2 separate regions of the Mus musculus genome follow, and region 2 is linked to region 1. Evidence: chromatin contacts called from ENCODE Hi-C or POLR2A ChIA-PET data. All regions are on one chromosome and are shown on one strand. The core of a region is the stretch at or near the end of the contact, and the rest is flanking DNA. Distances in the headings are between cores, read along the strand shown. Region 1 holds the start of Ms4a6d (membrane-spanning 4-domains, subfamily A, member 6D). Region 2 holds the start of Olfr1419 (olfactory receptor 1419).

Region 1 (4,135 bases), core at 655-3,154:
GCTGCTGGAATAAGGTCATTGAATTACAGCGCAAGCATGTTAAAACAGGGTAAATACTTGCCAGTTTGTGGAAAGTCTTAGAGATGTAAGCAGCATTCCAAGGGGCTTCCACCAGTCTACAGACCACTCTGTGATCACTCTGTCAAAACTTAAGGCTTCCCACCCCTAAATTTATCTCTGGTCCTAATACATAGAGCCTCTCCCTCTGCCCTCCAACCACCCCAGGGTGTTCTGTGTGGAATTTACCGCCATCACTTTGATCTCAGCCTTTAGATGTTTCTTCAGGCTGTCTTGGCTCTGGTGGGAAGGCTGGGGTTTGTCTGTTTGGGGAAAGCTGATTCCATTTGGTGAAATCACTGTGACAGTCTCACTGGTCACTACTTGTGGAATCATGATGGAGCTTCCACGGCTGGAAGAGAAAATGGACTTAGCTCTTACAAAGAACTGCACACCCATCTTCCCACTCTCAAATCTGTAGGTGAGTACCTTACTGCATTCTTGACTTATCCTCCAAGGGAAGAAACTAGAAGACTAAAGAAAATGTAAAATCCCAAACCTTAGATTCAGAAGGATTTTTTTTTTCTGCTTGAGATAGAGGGTTGTTTTTAGACAATGAATATATACATAACATGACAACTCCCACTGATCCCAGTGAACAGAGCCAAATGTTTACATAAAACTTGTAGATTGGAACTGTTGAAATGACTCAGCAAATAAAGGCATTTGACTTCAAGCCTGAAGGTCTGAGTTCGATCTGCTGGACCCATGTAGCAGGAGAGATTCATTGCAAGCTGTCTGTGACCTGCAGATTTGCCTTAACACACATTCACCTGCATGCATACACACATATACACACAAAGAGCTATAATAAAAAGACTTTCAAAATGTAGCATTAATTTCCTAGTTGCTATCATGTTTGAGTGCACTGTCCCTTATTCTGATGAGTTTTATCCTCAGGTTGTTCTACCAGTCTTGAGATATAATTAAAATTTGATCTTCAATCTTTTCCAATTTATGCTACTACTCAAACTACTGAGAGCTATTTGTTCATTGTTTGTCTCATAGTGTTATTTCCAGCATATTTCATCATAGTTTAGAACCCTCACAGTAATTCTATTTGTTAGTAATGTCATAATCAAAAAAGAATTTCAGAGGTAAATTTTGATTCATGTGTGAAAATAACACATGATTTTATAATGACATAGGCTTGATGCTAAATAGATATTTAAAGTTTTTGTTATTAACCAGTTGCCTACACACAGTTGGGTGCTGGATCCCAGCTGTCTCTGTCTCTGGTTCCTCACCCTATTTTCCCACCTGCCTGCGGCAGCCTGTGTCTAAGTCTCCTCAGTGTGGAGAAGCACCTGAATGCAGAGTGAGAAGCCCTGGAGTTGTAACCTGAGGTTCAAGATTAGAACTGTGCCCTTGTTAGGAAGAACCAAGTTGCCTGTGGAATTGGTTTCTGAGCTCAGTTTGCCTCTCTTTTCTGTTCCACTCTCAGACCTTAGACTGCCTAATTAGTGAATGGCTTAAAAGCCTTTGCAGGTACAAGAGCTCTGCTTTTGTTAATTACATGACCTTAGGACAGTGACCACCAAGATCATGGAACTAAAACCAGCCAGGACCGATATAAACCCAATACCCATTCCGTTTGCCCATTTAGTTCTGAAGTGTCCCAGTGTCTCTATTGCTTCCATAAGCACCAGCAATCTCTTACAGTGCAGTCCCAGAAATAGAGTGCTGTACAAAGGAATTTCTCTTCAGGGTTGCCTACCTGAGCCTGTGCGCCTTGTCACCCAGTCACTTCCAGCTGAGCTCTCAGAAACCCCAAGAGCTTTAACTATGGGTTTTCTCAGTCTGATCCTTGGTTCCTTCTTGTGAAGTTCTAACTGTCCCAGCCCTTCCTTCTTCTGTGCTCACTGCACAGGAAGTGGCGCTTACAGTCTGGACATGTGAATGTGCCTTTACTTCCTTTTTCATAGACTTCCAGTAACCAGGAAAATGACTAATTGGACCAGTTCTGGGAGACTTGTAGGTTACTTTTCCTTCCCATAAAATATCATCATGACAGCACTGACATTTTTATCACTGGTTTGAATTTTGTGTCTCTCTAATTATCCTAGATCTAGAATACACATTCAGTGGCAGAGCTGAACCTGCTGAGCATCTCAGAGACCCTAATTTCTGATCTGATCCTCAGTGTGCATTATGCTTACGTGTCTATTGGGTGCCAATGGACAGAGTGAACCAAGTTGTTATGAAAACTGACAAAGGTGTTCTTCTTCCGAGCTGGTTTGCGTCTGCGAAGGATAGCATTGCCTTCAGATCCTGACTTAGTGTCAGTGGAGTTCTGCACATTCCATCTTGGCCCACAATGATATGAGTATCACAAAACCAAGCAAAAACTTCCGTTCTTCCCAAACTTATGAGTCATGAAAGTTGTGGCAGAGATGGAACAAGGAAGATGAACAGAGTTAGACGTCATATTCCCCAAGGCCAGTGATCTTGTGGTGTTAAGTAGAATGTCAGTCAGAGTAGCTTTTCTCAGCTCTGTAACTACTCCATGCTAGAGGGATCATGCATGGGGTTAAAAACTAAAATCTACAGGTAAATAAATAATATGCTACATTTATAAAGGCTTTAATCAATGAACTTAACAAAATATTTAATGATTTCTGCAAAGCTCAAAAATCTAGATCACTATTAGAATACAACTAAGTTTTTCTTTGGTAGTTAGACAGTTACCAGGAAACACTTCCAATCAAAAAAGGGGGGGCAAAAATAGACATGAATACCCAATGGTCTCATGGGCACTGTTTTTTTTTCTTTTATTGATTCTTTGCAAATTTCACATCATGTACCACAGCCCCACTTACCTCCCCCTCCTCTGGTACCTGTCCTCCACCCTTGCCATCTCCCCCCAGCAAAGAAAAAAAAATCTCATTGTGGAAGCTGTAGTGTGTCACAGTGTATCCCACAGTATTCCCTTTTGTCTAAATTTATTTGCTTGAAAATATCTGTTGCAATGATTCTTGGTCTGGTATGAGACCTCTGACTTCTGCTATTCTATCAATACTGAAACCTCACTGGGACTCCTCTCAGATATCCTGTTGCCCTGTGTCATGGAGATCTTATAGCTTTGGATCTATAGGACCACTCCCTTCATACACTCCAGCTGTTCATCGATGAGGTAGATATTGGGGTGGGTCAATTCAAAGCCCTGAACCTGGGCCTGAGAAGTTTATGAGCTTGTCAGATCACAAGCTCTCAGGCCCTTGGTGCAGCTCACTGGCAAATGCCAGTGAGGGACAGGACCACTTCTCACACTCTCAGAACCCTGGGGCCAGCTCTCCCACCTGCCATAGATGGCAAAGGAAGAGGGAGGGAGAAGGTATCTCTCCATCACCCACTCTGTCTCATGGCAAGCTAGTTGCAGACATGTTTACACCCTTGGGGCCCACTCACTGGCAGACCCCACATCCGGGTCAGCTCTACTGTGCTGACCAGGTGAGGTGCAGGTCTCACCCTAAGTGCTGCATCTGGGGGTGGGGGTAAGTCTAGCTCTCCAGCTCTCATGATCCCAGGGCCAGGTCTTCTACCTGCCAAAGGTGGTGAGGGGAGAGGTAGGAGGAGGCTGTCTCTTCCTTGTTCCTGCCACACAAGGGAGACTCCTATGCTCCTATCCTTGAAGGCTGCTCACCTGCAACTCCTCAAGTGTGGGCCCTACTCTTTTGAGAACTTGAGCTGGCTAGGGGCGAAGTCAGCTTTCCTGCTCTTAGCCCACCAGAGCCAACTCTCTCAAGATGCTCAGATGAGACCTCAGATATCAAGATGTCCCCAATCAGCAGCCCAGACCAGAGACATCTGCTTAGCCTTCACTCGTGACAGACTTCTGCTGCTGTAGGGCCTCAGACCCAGATGTGGTCCATGGCAGCTGCACAGGCCAGGACCCCACCATGGTCCCAAGTGGCATCACTGGCACTCACATCTGGCTGTTCCTCACTACCCTGGAGTCTCCAGCTCTGCTTCTCTCCATTGTGCCCACACCCTTCTGTTTCTCTTTCTCTTCAATTTCTCCTCCACTTGCTTGCTCCTTTTGGTGGTGCCAGGGGTCTCTGAGCACCTGAGCATCTCA
Region 2 (4,135 bases), core at 442-2,941, 270 kb after region 1:
TTATCACTATCAGATAGTGCCATTCAGCAAGATTGTGTTAAGGAAGTGAGGTTTCAGGAGACATTTAATGCCAACAAAAAAAGTCAAAGAAACATTGCTATATGTAGATGGACTGGGGTCTACAAGCCTTTAAAGTGTAACAGAATGATAGTTATCTATCACCTGTTGTCAACATTCTTTTTTTCTTTAAGATTTATTTATTATATGTAAGTACACTGTAGCTGTCTTCAGACACCCCAGAAGAGGGCATCAGATCTCATTACTGATAGTTGTGAGCCACCATGTGGTTGCTGGGATTTGAACTCAGGACTTTTAGAAGAGCAGTCAGTGCTCTTAACTGCTGAGCGGTCTCTTCAGCCCTGCTGTCAACAATCTTATTCATTTGTTTCCTCTTTTCCTCTGAGTTTCCTCTGCCAGCCTTTATCCTAAGTCCTGTGGTAGAAAAGAAGGCCGATTAAGGCAGCATGGGTCGATCCAGGACTCAGTCACTGAAAATCTAATAGAAGTAGAGGGTGACAATTAACACTTCCTAGACCCAGGTAGTCATGAGTGCAAGTACTGCTCCAGTCTCATGGCCTATTGATTTTGAGTTTCTTTTCCATCATACTGTGTTCTCCCTTGTTCAGTGAATAATTTCCCCCAGGAAGGAATCTTTCTGGCTTTCTGAACCAGAACATTCTTGTCAAAAGTCTTTTTACTGCATCAGTCACCTCTTGGTTCCTTAAACTATAGATTAAGGGATTCAGCAATGGGGAGAAGAAGGTATAGACAACAGATACTGCCCGGCCTTCTTCCGGGGAGTAGCTGGAGCTAGGGCGAAGGTAGATGAGGGTGCAACATCCATACTGCAGGACAACCACGAGGAGGTGTGAAGAGCAGGTGGAGAAAGCCCGGCGTTTCCCCTCTGCTGACGTCATCCTCAGGATGGTAGCCACAATGCAACCATAGGAGAGACAGATAAGGAGAAAAGGAATGGCTACTGCAGCCACGCTGATGGCAAAGAGAGCTGCCTGGTGTATATGGGTATCTGTACAGGCCAGGCGCATGACTGCAGGCATGTCGCAGAAGAAGTGGTAGATTTCATTGTGGCCACAGAATGGGAGGTGGCAGATCAGAATGGTCAAAGGCAGTGACAAAAGGAAACCCAGCCCCAGAGAACCTAAAGCCATCTGCCCACAGAGCTGCCAACTCATAATGAGGCTGTAATGCAATGGATGACAGATGGCCACATACCTGTCATAGGCCATGATGGCCAGCAGGACACAGTCAGATCCTCCAAGGAGGATGAAGAAGAACATCTGGGCCCCACAGCTGGGCAGAGAGATAAGCATCTTCCCCATGGAGAGAATGCTAGCTAGAGTCAGTGGAGCAATGTTGGTGGAATAGCCAAGCTCTAATGTGGCCAACACAAAAAGGAAGAAGTACATCGGGGTATGGAGGGAGTGATCCTGCCAGACTGTGAGCCCAATGGTGAGGTTTCCAATGAGACTTCCTAGATACAGCAGCAAGAAGCCCACAAACACTAGGGAAGCCACTGTAGAGTTGGTTGAAAAGGGGCGGAAGTGGAAATATACCACTCCTGTCTGATTTTCCTCCTCCATCAGACCTAGTACAAGGAAAAGAGTCAAGGGTAAAGTTACTTTCCCATGTCACTAAGCTATATTAAATCACAGTCTGCAGTTAACCAAGTGCTTATTCTCTGAGCTTCCTTTGAATTTCAACCCCAGCTAGCTCTGTGACTTTGGAGAAATATGGGCTCCAGCATTTTCACTGTAAAATTCAGAAATGTATGACACCCACCTCAGAGTGTTGGTGAAAATTGAGCAAGACTCTATGACTACAAGCACAGAGACCAATGCCAGGCATGCATGAGGGTCTCGATATATGCTACCTTGTGTTGTCCATGTCGTTCCTGATCATCATCCCTCTTCTTTTGGAGCAAAACTTTCTCACCGGCCTCATGCCCTTTTGTTTCTATGACTACACATTCATAGAACAGCTCACAAGTACAGATCTCTAAGGATGTATGTGATCCCCACACCAAGCGCAGACGGCAAGCTACACAAGTCTGCCTTTTACCCATTCTGCAAGTGTGGGTATTCAGAGCCCAGATCACTAAAATAGGATGCATTTTTACCTATCTAATCCTTTAAAACTTGGAATTCTGGTATTTTTTCTTAAATATTCAACAATTCAATTTCACAGTTGCATTGTGTCAAATAGCAACCTTACAGCTGATCCATCTTCTTCCACATCTCCTTTTATCCTTGTTCCAATGGCATCTACCTTATAAAGGATTTCCAACCTCCTTTTACAGGGCTCACCCCCCTACCTACCTCAATATTATAGGCCCAGTGTAGTCTTTTTTAAATGCTTTCTAAGCTGTGTTGATCAATTCTGAGAGTCTTAAAAGATAGCTTCTTATTCTTGCATTATCAATACAATTATTAAATCCTGAGTCACAAAACAATTTTATAAGTGAAAATGGAGTTCTTTGCTGAGGTGCAACTTCAGGAAATAACATTTAAAAATCTCTACTGCCCTGGTCACCGGCTCTGCCTCTGCTGACACTTCCATGTTTCTGAACTTAAGTAAGCTGCAATATGGACTCACACATGCCTGCACACACATTTCCGTGTGATTGTGGTTAGCCTTTCAGTTGAATGAAACTGACTAAATTAGCGACTGAATGGTCTTTCCCTTGATGTTTGCAGAGGATACTCAGAAAGCTAAGAACACTATTCTTCTAAAAGTGAAGGATGAGATCAAAGAACAAGTTCAACTATTGGTTTATGCTAGTTTGATAACCAATGTAGCCTAAGCTTCAATATGGCGTTTGGCTTTTCTTTGTTTTTATGGTGATCACGCTGCTGGAGGAGAAATCATTTCACTTGGGAGTGTGACCACCAGTAGACTAGGTTGCTTATGCTCATGTAGCCAATGCTAACAGAAAAGAGGGCATAAAGGTGAGAAGAACGCAGGGCACATGGGGGAGTCTTGGGTGGAAAGTGAGGAGGAACTGGGGTGTTTATAATCAAGATCCATTATATATGTATATGTATGTACATATATATATATACACACATATGTATGTATGTATATGAAATTCTCAAAAAATAAGCAACAATATTAATAAGTAAAAAGTGATTCTTCATGCTGGAAGCTCTTCGGAGAAATTAATATTTAACAGCTAATTGTTTCACTGATAAGTGGATATTAGCCCAGAAACTTAGAATACCCAAGATCAATTTGCAAAACATAAGAAAATCAAGAAGAAAGACCAACGTGTGAATACTTCATTCTTCCTTAGAATAGGAAACAAAATACCCAGGGAAGGAGTTACAGAGACAAAGTTTGGAGCTAAGACAAAAGGATAGACCATCCAGAGACTACCCCACCCAGGGATCCATCCCATAATCAGCCACCAAATGCAGACACTATTGCACATACCAGCAAGGTTTTGCTGAAAGGACCCTAATATAGCTGTCTCCTGTGAGGCTATGCCAGTGCCTGGCAAATACAAAAGTGGATGTTCAAGTCATCTATTGGATGGAACACAGGGCCCCCAATGGAGGAGCTAGAGAAAGTACCCAAGGAGCTCAAGGGGTCTGCAGCCCTATAGGTGGAACAACAATATGAACTAACCAGTACCCCCAGAGCTCATGTCTCTAGCTGCATATGTAGCAGAAGATGGCCTAGTCAGCCATCATTGGGAAGAGAGGCCCCTTGGTCTTGCAAACTTTATATGTCCCTGTACAGGGGAATGCCAGGGCCAAGAAGTGGGAGTGGGTGGGTAGGGGAGCAGGGTTGAGGGAGGGTATAGGGGACTTTCGGAATAGCATTTGAAATGTAAATGAAGAAAATATCTAATTTTAAAAAAACTTCTTTAGAGAGATCAGCTAATAAAATACCCATACAATGAATTTTTTTTAAAAAAAAAAGCTAATTGTTAGAGAACCAGATGGCTCAAAGCTTTAGAAAAAAGTTGTTTTTATTCTTTATCAGCTCATAGAGAAATAGGTTTCATTGTAACTACTTTTAAACACTTTGTTTTCATTATCTCTAATAACATCTTAAAATGTTCTATTTTGTCAAAATAGTGAGAATTTTATAAGCTATGCAATATTCATATAAG

Evidence for each region. Hi-C counts contacts between places; a loop is a spot of excess contacts on that map. ChIA-PET counts read pairs that join two places held with the same protein, here RNA polymerase II (POLR2A).
Region 2: a map of mouse embryonic stem cell shows a loop between it and region 1 (3-fold over the local background). The contact joins the promoter of Olfr1419 here to the promoter of Ms4a6d in region 1. A Hi-C loop is called at or near these places in 2 of 37 maps with a recorded cell type or tissue (both mouse embryonic stem cell). POLR2A ChIA-PET finds 5 or more read pairs at or near these places in 1 of 5 experiments (embryonic stem cell).

Annotation. Positions count from the first base shown.
Region 1 is chr19:11,602,900-11,607,034 of GRCm38, forward strand. It overlaps Ms4a6d (membrane-spanning 4-domains, subfamily A, member 6D), which reads right to left and starts at 1,905. Exons shown (of 7, transcript NM_026835.2): 1 at 1,775-1,905; 2 at 247-409. The coding sequence starts at 393.
Region 2 is chr19:11,869,614-11,873,748 of GRCm38, forward strand. Olfr1419 (olfactory receptor 1419) reads right to left here and starts at 1,692. Exons shown (of 1, transcript NM_001011775.2): 1 at 533-1,692. The coding sequence starts at 1,601. The coding sequence ends at 570.